2 separate regions of the Homo sapiens genome follow, and region 2 is linked to region 1. A link is a loop called in an ENCODE intact Hi-C map of the cell type or tissue named here. Cell type or tissue: Calu3. All regions are shown on one strand.

What was found. A loop is a pair of places that touch in the nucleus more often than their neighbours do. Peaks named below come from ENCODE experiments on the same cell type or tissue, not always from the same donor. Only the 100,000 strongest peaks of a DNase experiment are listed, where the experiment ranks them.
Region 2: a loop joins it to region 1, with 2.5 times the contacts of the local background. A loop is called at or near these places in 4 of 110 quality-filtered maps.

The regions. Positions count from the first base shown.
Region 1 is chr2:227,225,161-227,233,160 of GRCh38, reverse strand. All of the region lies in intron 1 of COL4A3 (collagen type IV alpha 3 chain), which reads right to left. MFF-DT (MFF divergent transcript) reads left to right here. Exons shown (of 14, transcript NR_102371.1): 11 at 4,529-4,680; 12 at 5,269-5,391. Among named protein-coding and RNA genes, the nearest start is that of COL4A3, 65 kb to the right of the region's middle. In Calu3, no CTCF peak of the experiment used is centred here; DNase peaks (open chromatin) are centred at 4,650 and 4,880.
Region 2 is chr2:227,030,005-227,038,004 of GRCh38, reverse strand. It overlaps COL4A4 (collagen type IV alpha 4 chain), which reads left to right. Exons shown (of 48, transcript NM_000092.5): 38 at 4,524-4,595; 39 at 5,729-5,857; 40 at 5,950-6,060; 41 at 7,407-7,562. Among named protein-coding and RNA genes, the nearest start is that of COL4A4, 130 kb to the left of the region's middle. In Calu3, a CTCF peak has its summit at 4,455 (motif pointing left); a DNase peak (open chromatin) is centred at 4,434.

The DNA of each region.
Region 1 (8,000 bases):
ATGCCTGTAACCTCAGCTACTCAGGAGGCTGAGGCATGAGAATTGCTTGAACCCAGGAGGCTGAGGTTGTAGTTAGCTGAGATTGTGCCACTGCACTCCAGCCTGGGTGACAGAGCTAGACTCTGTCTCAAAAACATAAAAAGTAAATAAATACAATAAAAAATATAAAAGATGCTTGTGGAACAATCTGACTATAGAGTCCTTCTGGATATTAATCCATATTTTTCTCTAACTCTTTAAGTGCTAGCTCAGCCACATGTAATTGAATAGTTTTTCTCTTAATTTCATTTTATCAAATCTTTCAACCTTATTTTTACATAAACAAATGTCTTTTTATGCATTCATATTTAATCACTTATTTATTTAATATTTAATTAAATTACTTCGTTAAAATAGTAATTTCAACCATCAGGAATTAGAGTGAAATGGCTAATTTAAAACCATCTGGTCAAAAAATGGGCAAAAGATTTGAATAGACATTTCTCAAAAGAAGACATACAGATAGCAAACAGGCATATGAAAAGGTGCTCAAAATCATTGATCATCAGAGAAATTCAAATCAAAACTACACCGAGATATCATCTCACCCCAGTTAAAATGGCTTATATCCAAATGACAGTCAATAACAAATGCTGGAAAGGAAGTAGAGAAAAGGGGACCCTTGTACACTGTTTGTGGGAATGTAAATTAGTACAACCACCATGGAGAACTGTGTGGAGGTTCCTCAAAAAACTAAAAATTGCACTACCATATGATCCAGCAATCCCACTATTGGGTATCTATTCAAAAGAAAGGAAATCAGTGTATCAAAGAGATATCTGCACTCCCATGTTTGTTGTAGCACTGTTTACAATAGCTAAGATTTGGTAAAAGGTGAAAGATTTATGCAATCTGAAGAGAAACCAGAGTATACTATAGCTAAGATTTGGAAGCAATCTACGTGTCCATCAACAGACGAATGGATAAAGGAAATGTGGTACATATACACAATGGAGTACTATGCAGCCACAAAAAAGAAGGAGATCAAGTCATTTGCAACGACATGGATGGAACTGGAGATCACTATGTTAAATGAAATAAGCCAGGTACAGAAAGACAAACATTGTATATTCTCACTTATGTGTGGGATCTAAAAATCAAATCAACTGAACTCAGGGACATAAAGAGTAGAAGAATGGTTACCAGAAGCTTAGAGGGGTAGTGAAGGGTTGGATGGGAGGTGGAATGATTAATGGGTACAAAAAAAAATTAGAATGAATAAGACTATTTGGTAGCACAGTAGGGTGATTATAGTCAATAATAACTTAATTATTTTAAAATAAAGAATGCAGCCAGGCACGAGGGTTCACGCCTATAATCCCAGCACATTGGGAGGCCAAGGCAGGTGGATCACTTGAGATCCGGAGTTCGAGACCAGCCTGGGTAACATGGAGAAACCCCATCTCTACAAAGAAATGAAAACAAAAACAAAATTTAGCTGGACATGGTGGTGCACACCTGTAGTCTCAGCTACTCAGAGGGCTGAGATGGGAGGATTGCTTGAACCCAGGAGGCAGAGATTGCAATGAGCCAAGATCATGCCATTGCACTCCAGCCTGGGCAACAGAATGAGACCCTGTTTCAGAAAAAAAAAAGGTAATTGGATACTTTGTAACTCAAGGGATAAATGCTTGAGGGGATGGATGCCCCATTCTCCATGATGTGCTTATTTCATATTGCATGCCTGTATCAAAACATCTCATGTACCCCATAAATAGATATACCTACTATGTGGCCACAAAAAATGTTTAAATAATATAAAAAATAAAAGAAAACTGATTGGTATAGCAGACATGTGCTGGTATACTAGGGGGACGCCTCCAGCTCTGAGCTGCTATTGCACAGAGGTATGGAGAATTCTGGTCCATCCAGCAGTCAGATAAATGAAGAGCCATTGTGAAAGGCTTGACTGTTCTCTCTTGTTGACTGTACATATCTCAGATGATATGGCAGACATGTACCAGTTATACATGTCTGCCATATCATCTACTTGCATGTGGTCTGCCCTGCAGATGAGGCTCCAGAGCCAGGTCTAGAGCTGTGTTTCTATGCCTGCGTTAGTGGAACTGCTCCAAAATAATTCCAGCTTTAATTCTCAGTTAAATTGGCAAGGTGTGGCTTGCTTGTGCAGCTACATAATTAAGCTGACTAGGACTTCAGAGCACATGACAATGTTGCTGACATGTAGATGCTGCACCTGATTGTGTGAACTCAAAATTATAGTCAGGGCTGCTCTCTGGCTGCTGTTCAGCTGCTGCTGTAGAAATAAGCCCTGCCTGTATGATATTGCAGAGACCCCAGCACAGGGGCACTTGAATACTTTTGGATGGTGATGACAGTAGCTCAAGACTCATGATATTAATTTCTCTCACTAATGCTGTCTTTTCTTAAATACATTTTCAATTTGCAAATGTTTCAGTAATTCAAAAATTCAAATGAATTATTTAATTTAAAAGATACAGAGTCCATATTTTTATTCTCATTGATTTTAATCCATCTACATTGTTGGACCCATTTTTTTGAAACACTATGGTTACTTTAATAGTAATAACCCATTCATTACTATTCAACTGTTAAATCACATAAAAAACCAGGATGGCCAAAGGCTAACTATTAAGGAAGCATAACTAATGGATATTTCTTAAGCAACATTTTTATGATTTTTCTCCTTCCAGCAATAAATTACCCCATAGTTTCCTCATATCTTAATGGAATACAAAATCATTTGTCATGAACAGAAAGCTCTTAATAATAATATTATGGCTTTTAAACCCCCTCCTGCCATCAGGAAATGACCCGAGATTACATGATGTTTTAGCACTTTTGAATATTAAGTAGTTAAACTTGTGGAAATCATTCTTTTTCACAGTTGCATTTCTGTTTTACGGCCTTACTTAAAATGCAAAATAAACTTTCATTGTAGAGAATCCAAAAAGGTTTGGAATTCCAGAAATCACAGGCCATGTATGTATGGACCTACTGAATATATACGGACCCATCTATGTTGAGTCTACTCCCAGCATTGTAGCTACAAACTGGAGCTTTGGGAAATTTCTTTTTTTTTTTTTTTTGAGATGGAGTCTTGCTCTGTTGCCCAGGCTGGAGTGCAGTGGCACGGTCTCGGCTCACTGCAAGCTCCACCTCCCGAGTTCACGCCATTCTCCTGCCTCAGTCTCCCGAGTAGCTGGGACTATAGGCGCCCACCACCACGCCCAGCTAATTTTTTGTATTTTTTTTAGTAGACACAGGGTGTCACCCTGTTAGCCAGGATGGTCTCGATCTCCTGACCTCGTGATCCACTCACCTTGGCCTCCCACAGTGCTGGGATTACAGGCGTGAGCCACCGCGCCCGGCCGGGAAATTTCTTAATCCTTCCAGGTTCCCCCATCTGTCAAGGGAGATACTAGGATGTACCTTGCAGTGTTTTTGTAAGGAGTTGAGATGCTGTCACTAGCCTGCCTGGTACCCTGCACTCAATAAGGACTCAGTCACTGGGGGACTCCCCTTTCTCCTTTTCAAGATTCCAAGCCAAAGGACATCCACAACTATTGTTTGATCCTTTCTTCCATCAGTCTGCACTAGCCACCTTCCTCCCTGACATTTCCTCTTGAAGTCCCTTGTCCAGTGCCAAAGAACTGGTGTTGAATCTAAGAGCAAGGGTGAGAGACTGCTGTTATCTATCTCTAACAAACAATAAATGAATTAACTCATATTTGTTAATAGTATTATTAGAGTACACTGACTATATTGGTTGATTAACCAAATATCATTTGCCTAAGAGCACAGACACATTACAATGTTTTATTTAACAAAATATTGGTTAGAGACCCCAATGGTACTTGATGCTTATCCAAGAAAGGTGCCAGATCAAATATATTACACAAAGGCAGCAAGCCTTCCAGGAGTGCGGATCAATTGGGTCTCACACTCTTCTCTTGATCTCAATTCTCGCAGTGCCCGTGTGCCACCCATGTCTCACCTGCACATCGCTTTCTCTTATGAGGCAAAGTGGTACAGGGTGAAGGGCACCAGTTCCAGAGACGTACTTCCTGGGTCTAAATCCCAGCTCTGCCACCTCACCTCTGTGAGTCTAGGCAGTCTCAGGTGTCTCGGTTTCCACATCTGTGAAATGGGGTCAGATTGGTTAGCACAGGTAAGCCCTTAGAAGAGTTCATAGGATACACTGAGGGCTGTTACTGTAGGCTGTTACTAACTCATTGACTTGACATGGATCATTAGGTGCTCCTGAGTTGAGGGTTTATCACTTTCCCTAAACTGCAGGTGGGAACGGTGTCTCACAATTCCTTATATCCCCCTAGCACTGTAAACAATTATCTTTTTATCCTTAAAACTCATGAAGGATCTCATTAAACACATCCATTTTTATTGTTCGTTAAAAGGATCAGGAAATATGCACATGCATTTTTATTAATAGACCAGAACATAATTTCCAAATAATCTTGACTATTTCTCTCTCTACTGTCAACAGCCAGCATGCTCGTTCCTGTGCATGCTGGTGAAACAGACGTGGCCTGCCCTGCCTTTCTCCAATCTCTCTCCCGCAGCCCAGCCCAGCCCAGCCTGGTTTAATAGCAGGGGGAGTTGGCACCGTTCACAGCTGGTTAACACCCTACTGAGCAGGTCTGTTGATTTTGCATTATGATTACTGACCCTGCCAGTCCCTCTGCCCAGCCAATAGCCTGAGGGGAAAGTTTTTGTGTGTGAAAAGAAGAGCTGACCAAGTATAGCCAAACCGTGCCAGACAGACGCCACGAGCTGTCCTCTGCAGGGCCGCCTCTGCCCGTGTCTGCCTTAAGCAACCAACCATGTGCCCTGGCACCATGCCCTCCAGTGAAGAAGAATGACACCCATGGACTGCTTTGCGGGATGCCCCCGCCTGCCCCGCCCTGAAGCTGCTGTCACCACCCTTGGACATCAAAGAAATCTCACTGCAGCTGCCACTTCCTATCCCTCAACTCCCGTCCAGAGACACATCACTAGTCTAGACATGTAAGCCAGCCACCCGTTTTTGATTTTCTGGATGACAGCAAGCATACAGATTACTAACTCTGACAAAGACGGTGCAGTGAGGGCTCTCTGGTACATTTGAGAATAAATAATATGGTAAGAAAATTTTGCCCGTCTTATGCAATGCAGAGAATGGTAAGTATACCTATAATCATTAACTCCAGGTTCCTTTTTTTTTCTTTTCTTTTTACCCCCTAAAAGGTTTTGAATGCAGAAAGACTGAGAAAACTTCACTATTCATGTAAGAAAAATAGGCTCCACGGGATCCCTTGATCAGGATGGTGGTAGAGGAAATGAACTTCCATCAGCACTGTAATGATCTCAGTATGTTTTGAGCACTTTCAGTGCTGGCTGTCTCATATTATCTCATTATATCTTACAACAATTCTGTAAGGGAGGTACTGTTATAAGCTCCATCTAATAGATGAGAAACCTAGGATTTTGAGAGGCTAAGGATAGTAAGGAACATGGGGAGTGGGGATCTGAATTCAGGTGAGACAGTCTGACCCAGGGTCAGTCATATTCTCAGGTGCAGTGTTGCATTTCTTCTTCTTCTTTTTTTTTTTGAGATGGAGTCTTGCTCTGTCACCCAGACTGGAGTGCAGTGATGCAATATTGGCTGACTGCAACCTCTGCCTCCCAGGTTCAAATGATTCTCCAGTAGAGATGGGGTTTCACCATGTTGGCCAGGCTGGTCTCAAACTCCTGAGCTCAAGTGATCCACCCACCTCGGCCTCCCAAAGTGCTGGGATTACAGGCGTGAGCCAGCGTGCCCGGCCTGTATTTCATTATTGACGGGCTCTGCTGGCCACAAGGCACTGGGGGAGGAGGGGTATGTTTCTCCCCCTCTCACCCTATCACTGTGCCCCTCATGATGGGACGTAAAATCCCAGTGAAAAACATAACATAGTAGCTCATGAAATTAGCTGTATAATGCAGGACTTGGCAGACAGCAGCTTGCAGGACAAATCCAGCCCTCTGCCTGTTTCCATCCGGCCTATGAGCTAAGACTGGTTTTTATATTTTTCATGGTTGAAACAAAATTAAGAGAGAAATAACATTTTGTAATGTGAAAATTATATAAACTTTAAATCTCAATGTCCATAAGTTTGCATTTCATCAATACAAATGTTGTGGATATTTATTTTCTCTCTTGTTATATAGGTATCTGCATAGTAGCCTTCATTTTGCCTCTTGGCTTGCAAAGCCTAAAATATTTACTACGTGGCTCTTTATGGGAAAAGCTTGGTGATTCCTGGTACAAATTATCTTCATTATATTTTTTCTATGGCAATATAAAAATTGCATTAAAAATTAAGATAGAGGCCAGGTGCGGTGGCTCATGCCTATAATCTCAGCACTTTGGGAGGCCGAGGCAGGTAGATCACCTGAGGTCAGGAGTTCAAGGCCAGCCTGGCCAACTGGGGGAAACCCCGTCTCTACTAAAAATACAAAAATTAGTTTGGCATGATGTTGAGTGCCTATAATCCCAGCTACCTGGGTGGCTGAGGCAGGAGAATTGCTTGAACCTAGTAGGTGAAGGTTACAGTAAGCAAAGATTGCACCACTGTACTCCAGCCTGGGCAACAGAGCAAGACTCCATCTAAAAAAAAAAAAACAAACCTAACATTAGAATAGAAACTTAAAGAAGAGATCAGCTGTGAGTTCCAGTGAGAGATGGTCTTCTACCTTGGAATGGCAGACTGGGACCTGTCTCTTCTTTCTGTCCGCCTACCCCCATGTGCCTCCCCTTCTCCCACTGTGCTTCTGTCCAGAGCTTGGGGGACACAGGGAATACAATTTGGGGACTGGAAGAACCCAGCAGATCCTCTAGTCCAAAAGTTCTTCATGTTTTGAACTTCACAGGGCAATAAAATAAATGTGTCTTAAAAGGAAGACAAACAGAGGGCTGTCTTAGTTATATTTTTCAATATAAGAGCAATGGCCACCTCCAAACACAAACCAACACAATCACCCACCCCCCAAACCACAGCAGACCTCTCATCTACTGTCCTCATATTCCAGAGAAAAATTAAGATACCATAAAGCAAGTAAAATGCCCACAGAATAAAATATGTTCCTGGCTGGGCATGGTGGCTCACGACTGTAATCCCAGCACTTTGGGAAGCCGAGGCGGGTGGATTACTTGAAGTCAGGAGTTCAAGACCAGCCTGGCCAACAGGGTGAAACCCTGTCTCTACTAAAAATACAAAAGTTAGCCGGGCATGGTGGAGTGTAATTATAGTCCCAGGTACTCGGGTGGCTAAGGCAAGAGAATCGCTTCAACCTGGGAGGTGGAGGTTGCAGTAAGCAGAGGTTACATCACTACACTCCAGTCTGGGAGACAGGGTGAGATCTGTCTCAACAAAAAAAAAAAAAAAAAAGAAAGAAAAAGCTGTTCCCTTAACATGGGAACTTGATAAAAAGCTCCCATTTTACTTGATTAAAAAAAAAAATCTCTACCTCGTTCTTATTTTTCTCACTTGCTTTGGCCTGGTGCAACCCTGCACTGGGAACCACTAAATTAGCCACACCCACCTCCACTCTCTCTTGTTGGTCACTCTTTGCTTTGTCACCTGCTGCTGCAGGGTCTTCTGTCTGAGAGGTGAAAGTAAACTAATCTTATCGAGAGACATGATGCTAATGGGTTAATTTTTAAAAATCCGCCTGGGAACTGACACATTTTTCAGAAAACATTACCTCTTAAAACAAACAAAAAAGACAGAAAGCTGCCACCAGTGCCACAAGTGATGGAAAATTCGAGCTGCAGGCTGGCAGGTGGAGACGCATATTAAGGCGGATGGGACTTCTTAGGTCATGTGCCTGGTTTGTCTATTCATAGGACCATTTGAAAAAAAATCTTTGAAAATGTTATTTACAAAACCAAAGTTTAGGCCAGGTGGCTCACACCTGTTATCCTAGCATTTTGGGAG
Region 2 (8,000 bases), 200 kb after region 1:
GGAGAAAATTTTTGCAATCTATCCATCTGACAATCTACAAGGAATTCAAACAAATTTACAAGAAAGAAACAACCCCATCAAAAAGTGGGCGAAGGATATAAACAGACACTTCTCAAAAAGACATTTATGCGGCCAACAAACATATGAAAATAAAAGCTCATCATCAGTGGTCATTAGAGAAATGCAAATCAAAACCACAATGAGATACCATCTCATTGCCAGTTAGAATGGAGATCATTAAAAAGTCAGGAAACAACAGTTGCTGGAGAGGATGTGGAGAAATAGGAATGCTTTTACACTGTTGGTGGGAGTGTAAATTAGTTCAACTGTTGTGGAAGACAGTGTGGCGATTCCTCAAGGATCTAGAACCAGAAATTCCATTTGACCCAGTGATCCCATTACTGGGTTTATACCCAAATGATTGTAAATCATTCTGCTATAAAGACCTATGCAAATGTATGTTTATTGCAGCACTATTCACAATAGCAAAGACTTGGAACCAACCCAAATGCCCATCAATGATAGACTGGATAAAGAAAATGTGGCACATGTACACCATGGAATACTATGCAGCCATAAAAAAAGGATGAGTGCATGTCCTTTGCAGGGACATGGATGAAGCTGAAAACCATCATTCTCAGCAAACTAACACAGGAACAGAAAACCAAACACCACATGTTCTCACTCATAAGTGGGAGCTAAACAATGAGAACACATGGACATAGGGAGAGGAATATCACACACTGGGGCCTGTCAGTGGGTGAGAGGCTAGGGGAGGGATAGCATTAGGAGAAATACCTAATACAGATGTCGGGTTGATGGGTGCAGCAAACCACCATGGCACATGTATACCTATGTAAAAAACCTGCACATTCTGTACATGTATCCCAGAACTTAAAGTGTCATCATCATCATCATAAAATGGCTTGATTCCTAGACTTTAAGTACAAATGCCCTTTAAAAGGAGAACACCCAGTTCCTAGTTGGAAAGTAATATAAGATTGAAATAATGAAAACCTAAAGAATATTACCTGTAGCATGACAAGAACTGGAAAGAATATGGATTTTGTATCCATATTTACTGGTAGCAAGTAAAATGTTTCATAAGAAAAAAGAATCTGGAAATGGCTTTCCTCAGAAAAGAGATGCCATGTCCCTTAGAGCTATGAACATCATGGAAATATTCTCCCCCCGCTTTTTTTACTAGATTACTCTCCTCCTGCCCTTCCCCCACAGCACTTACCACACTGGATGTAATTGCCTGTTTGTTCTGTCAAGTCAGGGACAGACTTGTCCCGCATCGTCTTGACAGCACCTGCCAGGAGGTACATTTGGGGCAGACTCTGTGCATTAGGAAACCATATCTTACACCCTTAGTGGGCACTCACATATTTGCTGATACAAAAAATATTTAAATCTTATTTCAGAATCTTTGTTAATAAGAATCTTCCAGGTTTTTCAACCATTACTTATAGTCACAAAGATCTCTCTTCCCATCAGCTTTGAAGTTAGGGTGAGCAGCTGTCCCGTTTTGCCTGGGCCTGAGTGGGTATTTCAGGATGTAGAAATTTCAGTGCTAAAACCAGGAAGAAGTCGCAGGCAAACAGGGACACGTTGGTCACCCTATGTGTTAAAAGTATGAGCCCATATAAAAGCTCTTGGGTGTGTCGAGTAATGTTTTCAGGCTTTAGAACAAAATACAGCCTGAGAGTGGGAATGCAGTCATAAAGAGTTCGCTGGCTAACAAAGATGGGAGCCACAATTCCAGCTGGATTGGAGGTTACATTCACTGACTAGAGAAAGAGCACCCAGCCTGAAAGTGCAGTGTGCTGCAGCCTTAAATGATGGTTGTTTAGCAGGAGGATGACCAGAGAGGTGAATAAAAATTCCTCATTACCCAGAAATGTGCTTTGTTAGCCTAATTGCCTCTCATCTGCACTGTATATATTTTATGCATGAACAACTTTCTGATTTAGAGATGGGATTGATAAAAAGCTTTCAGTAAAAAGGAAAAATTACCCTTACAACCCTACTCAGATGTAGCTGCATTCAATTTAGAACGATAACATTGGGTCAGATAAGGGTCGGCCAGTTCAACAATGGCGAGAGGCTGGGACCGTGACAACCTAGGATCTGGATGTGTTGATGTGACAATGGAGAGCTGGCAGAAGCAGAGACATTCCACCCCAGCCAAGTCCCCAAGCCATCAATCTTGGTGACTAAAGCTGGAGATCAAAACATGTGGAAATAGTGAAGTGGTCCCCCCGAAAATTTATCATTTCAGATAGATTGCAATAAATACCCAGATTTGGCAGATAAAGAAGGTCTGTGTGTTCTTTTGGTGCAAACTTGAAACGTTGGCTCATAAAATAGGAAAGAGGATTGGAGAATAAACTAAGCCAGAACTGTAAAAAGTGGTTAGGAATAAGAGATTTGGGGAAAATAAAGATGCATTCCCATTTTTTTTTTTTTTTTGGTGCACGAGAATATGGCTCATTTGAACCAATCTAAATCCTAGATCTTAAAAGAATAATGACTGTCTGTTTCAAGTACTGATGATAAATAGAATGGAAGCAACTAACTGTGCCAGCTTCTAATAAGAATACACAGAGGACTTGCTTAAAATGAATAGACAATAATTAGCACTTGAATTATTTATATGCAAACTGATACCTCTAACTTCTGTAAATTATATTTGTCCTATAAATCTATTAAAGAAAGATATGGCATACAAATAAAAATTCTACCCTGCTCCTTTTTGTAGCTTTCTCCCTCATCCACCTTGTTCCATATTTTTTCATTCAGTCACTCAACAAACATTTATTGAACACATCCATAGGACCTAGTCTTGAACTCCTATTTACCCTTGAGCAGGGGAGACAGTCACCCAAAGACATGATTGTTTCACAGTGTGGGGTGGACATCAACAATCAAGGGGGTCCTATATCATGGGGGTAGGTGAGGGGCACCTTCTGTGTTCAACCTTATAAGCTGATGGTATTTTTATCCCAAATTTGAGAGATGTGACCCTACACTAAGTAAACAGGCTGGCTGTGCACCGAGAGGCTCTATACACCATGGAATACTATGCAGCCATAAAAAATGATGAGTTCATGTCCTTTGTAGGGACATGGATGAAATTGGAAATCATCATTCTCAGTAAACTATCGCAAGAACAAAAAACCAAACACCACATATTCTCACTCATAGGTGGGAATTGAACAATGAGAACACATGGACACAGGAAGGGGAACATCACACTCTGGGGACTGTTGTGGGGTGGGGGGAGGGAGGAGGGATAGCATTGGGAGATATACCTAATGCTAGATGACGAGTTAGTGGGTGCAGCACACCAGCATGGCACATGTATACATATGTAACTAACCTGCACATTGTGCACATGTACCCTAAAACTTAAAGTATAATAAATAAATTAATTAATTAATTAATTAAAAAAAAAAAAGAACAGCTACTGGGTGGAAGATCTACTGATGAGATAGGAAGTTTTCCAGGCTTGACCAGAGGCTGGGAAGAAGCTTCAGTGCTCGTAGCCATCAGTGGGACAGGACTTGTGAGAAGGCACCCAGCAGATGGCTCAGTGCCCTGGAGATGCTCGATAAATATTCCTTACCTGCTTTCTTCCTTGCCTCTCCTCCTCCAACTTTACCAAGGGCCATCAAGAAGTGTCATTTGAAAAGGCTCTCGTTCAGACAACTTCAACACAACTCAACATACGTTGATAAAAAACCTTAAAAAAAATTTTCCACTGGAAGTGTTTAGTGACAACTTCAGTCAAGCCAGGCTGGTGGACGGCTCTTTGGAGAACTAAACAGAAGGTTCTGAGAGAAGGCACAGGCATCAGTGGGGTAATGTCTGTTTACACAGACGGGAGTTTTCAGTGATCATCGCAAAATAAACTTAGGTTCTGCAGAAAGGCATCAGAATGGTTGTGAAAGAAGTGACTGCAAAGCAATAGCTGGAGCCACACTCGCCATGCAGGCCTGAGCATCGCAGGGCAAGCATTTGCCAGCATGCCACAGGCGCCATGCGTCCTCTCGTCTGACTGCATCTCCATGAGTAGATCCTGAAGAAACCAGGAGCCTGCAGCCCCTAGGAGGGTGCAGTGACCCCAAGCCTGGGAGGTGTGAGGCCTGGATTTGCTCCCATCCGATCTCTTTCCTCATGTAGGGTGATTTTATTGTCATAAAATCAAAGGTCACTTCCTATGCCAAGATTCAGTAATTCTAGACCATATCTGGTCACGATAGGATCAGAAACCAACAGCAGTACTTTAAAACCAAAGAAATGTTTGTGTTAAGCTGTCTTGGCAGAAAATCTTTACCGGATGAATGTGTTAAATAGTCCTGGGCCTGGGTTTCCACCCTGATGATGAAGTCCAGACGCTCAGAGCTGTTTGCTGGCCCCAGCAACGCGCCCTCTGCTGGGCAGTGCCTGCGTTTGTGGCTAGAGTGAGTACCGGTGGCTGGTCTTCCTTTGGGTCACAGGCCTGTGGTGTTTTTCAGGTCCCTCCGGATCACCTGGCCTGAACGGCTTGCATGGATTGAAAGGTCAGAAAGGAACTAAAGGTGCTTCAGGTAAGCACCTAATCGATTCGTAACAGACTGAGCTTCAGTCCATGGTTCATGAGAGAAAGTGGTACCCTCCCTGGTATTTCTGCACTTCATGAGATTTGGAGGCAAAACTGAAAAAAACTGGCTTAGGTTAGAGACACACTATTGGAGCTATTTTTAGTGCTGAAAATGACATATGAAAAGGACATTTGAGAAAACCCTATTTAAGAAGGAATGGTTGGTTAACAGTGTCTTTTGTTGGTATTGCTTGGAATTTTCTGTCCACTAAAAGTACTCTGAACAATTGAGCCAGATTTCAAAATGTTATCCTAACAAGTAAATAGCTGGGGATTTTAGAATTTTTGTATTAAGTATAGTAATGCTATGTTTGACCACATGGGTCAAATTAGTACTAATAGCATCCTTTTATGGCCACTGCTAAAACAAATTACCTACACAATTTGCTGTTATTTTCATACCGCAAACAGGTTAATCTTTGACAAGTGTATCTTGTTCTGTTAGTATAATGCACATTTGTTGCGTTACTTTCTCAGAAAAACCGCTTATGATCAGACAAAGTAGCTGAAACCTAACATGCAAATTTGAGTGACCCTGGGGAAGAGGAATTGTGCTGCTAGGTTTGAATTTATTGTTGGAGAGAGGTGAAATCTTTCTAGTTTGGAAGATCCAGTAATATAGTCACTTAAGATTCATTTAGTAGATCCTCCAAATAGATTAAATGTGTGTGCCTTCCAAGAAAACACTGATGTCCTTCCTTCCCAGTGTGAAATTCCACAATAGTTCTAATCATGCCAGTTTCCACCTCAAATTTCAAAGCAACTTATGCATAATTACTTATTGTATCTCATTTGTTTTTACTCTCTCCATTGTAGAGGTGGGAGGTTGGTATTGCCTCTAAGTTGTTGTTTTTTAAAATCTGGAAAATAACTATAAAAGAAATAAAACTTATGGCTGACCAGTGTGATAGGTCCTAAGAGAGAAATGGTGCAGACATTTGGATCACCACTGCAACCAGTTGTTGGTGTCTGCAGAACCAGCCACTCCTCTGCCGCTATTGGGAAGTGGTTCCTTTTCAGGCACTATAACAGGGACAAGAAAAGAGAAGATATAGTATTAATTCTGTTTTCCCCATTAAGGTTTGCATGATGTGGGGCCACCTGGTCCAGTGGGAATACCTGGGCTAAAAGGGGAGAGAGGAGACCCTGGGAGCCCAGGAATCTCTCCTCCAGGTCCTCGTGGAAAGAAAGGTCCCCCAGGACCCCCAGGTAAGCTGTAGCATGCTTTGCCCTTCTTTCAATAACTAAACCAAAACCTTCCAAATGCAATGAGGATAACATGTGAACATGTCTCTTCTTAGGGAGTTCAGGACCACCTGGTCCTGCAGGTGCCACAGGAAGAGCTCCTAAGGACATTCCTGACCCGGGTCCACCTGGAGATCAGGGACCTCCTGGTCCTGATGGCCCAAGAGGTATGAGAGAATCATGACAAAGGATGGCAGTGCTCCCTTTGTTAGATGCTGCCAGCTCTGGAGGAATGTGGGACCAGAGAGTGGCAGAATAGAAGCACTGAAGCAGCCCCCCATCAGCTTGGCAGGTCGATAAGTGGGACACAGTTAGGGTGGGACTTTGGGTAGTGGTGGGCTCTCAGGACCATATCCAGGACCAGGACTTGGCCCTCTCTTCAATTTCAGCTCTGTTAGACCCTCGTCTCTTCAGGCTAGAAACTGATAAGCAAGCGTTTCTTATCACCAGCTTGATGCTGACCAAATGTCTTCAGAAGTGGGTGGCAAGTGGGAATCGCACCCTCCTTGTTGGTCTCTAGCAACTGTCACATAAACCACTGGCACTAGCCCAGAGTGACAGGATGCAGGCTTGTGGCACACAAGAAACAGTCTCTTCATGTGCTGCTGACAGTACATGTTGTTTCTTTCATCACTTCACAGGGACAAACTTTGGTAAGGAAAGATGTTGGAAGTCATTACTAAGCTGACCAAGTAGGTTTAGGCTAGAGCTGGGTTGGGAGTTGGGAGAAGAGTGTGGCTCCGTGTGATATCTTGCTAAATGCAGGCAATTGCATTCATACAAGCTCTTAGAACTCTTCCATAAAGACACATGCCCATCATCTTTGAATCTTTAGGATTTTAGGGATCATACACTGAAAATAATAAAGCTCTCAAAAGTGCGCTAAGAAGTACAGAAGCTAAGTAGGAATATAATTGGGGTCAATTTATTCCTATTTGTGGGAACTTGTTTTCCATTAGGATTATAAATTTAATCGAGTGAACATTCCTTTCCCACCAGACATATTTCCTCAAATGCCTGTCTATCTGTCCATCAGTCTATCCATCCATCCATCCATCCATCCATCCATCTGTCCATCCAACCATCTATCCACATATCCATCCATCCATCCATCTTATCTATCCATCCAACCGTCTATCCACCTATCCATCCATCCATCCATCCATCCATCCATCCATCCATCCATCCATCCATCTTATTAAAGCAGTAAGATGGCAATGCAAACAAAAACCCAAAATGATATTTTCAACAGGAATGACTTTGAAGGGAAGGAAGGTTTTGCTTGGGTTCATTTTGTCTAACAGTTACCAACCCATTATCTACACCATTTCTCAACTTGGTATTATGATTCATTCTATTTCATTTCTGTTATCATTGACTTTCTTATTCTTCTAATTCTCTTTATTCCTTGCTTGCAAGTCATTGAATTGTTTTTCTTCGGAAGCTGTCAAGCAGCCAGTATACACATTCGTCTTTGACTAAAAGAATATTTTTGTCTCTTCTCTGTGGTCAGGAGCACCTGGGCCTCCAGGCCTCCCTGGGAGTGTTGACCTTCTGAGAGGGGAGCCAGGTGACTGTGGTCTACCAGGGCCACCAGGTCCCCCTGGCCCACCAGGCCCTCCAGGATACAAAGGCTTTCCAGGATGTGATGGAAAAGATGGCCAGAAAGGTATGAATGTTGTTCCGTTAAGTAATATGTGAATAACTTGGTTATCTTACCCTTGAGGGTCTGGGGTACTGTGCCGCCATTTCTATTTCCTATGCAAACAAAGTGACTACCTTCCAAAATGTCCTTATTTCCCCAAAGAGTCCTGAAGTTTGGGTCAAAGTTGGACAAGTAAAAGGAAGAAACACAAGTTCATCTTTAGCCCCTAATAATACTCTTGATAATCTTCCAGGCCAGAATTGAACAGTAGAAATGTAATGCAAGCCACATGTGCAATTTAAAAATATAGTAGACACATTTTAGCAAGTAAAAACAAGTGAACTTTCATACTTTATGTGATTTAACATAATATATTTAAATATTTTTATTTTAACATATAGTTAATATACATTTATCAATGAGATAATTGAGCTGATTGTGCAAACCTAATTCCTTTTGCAA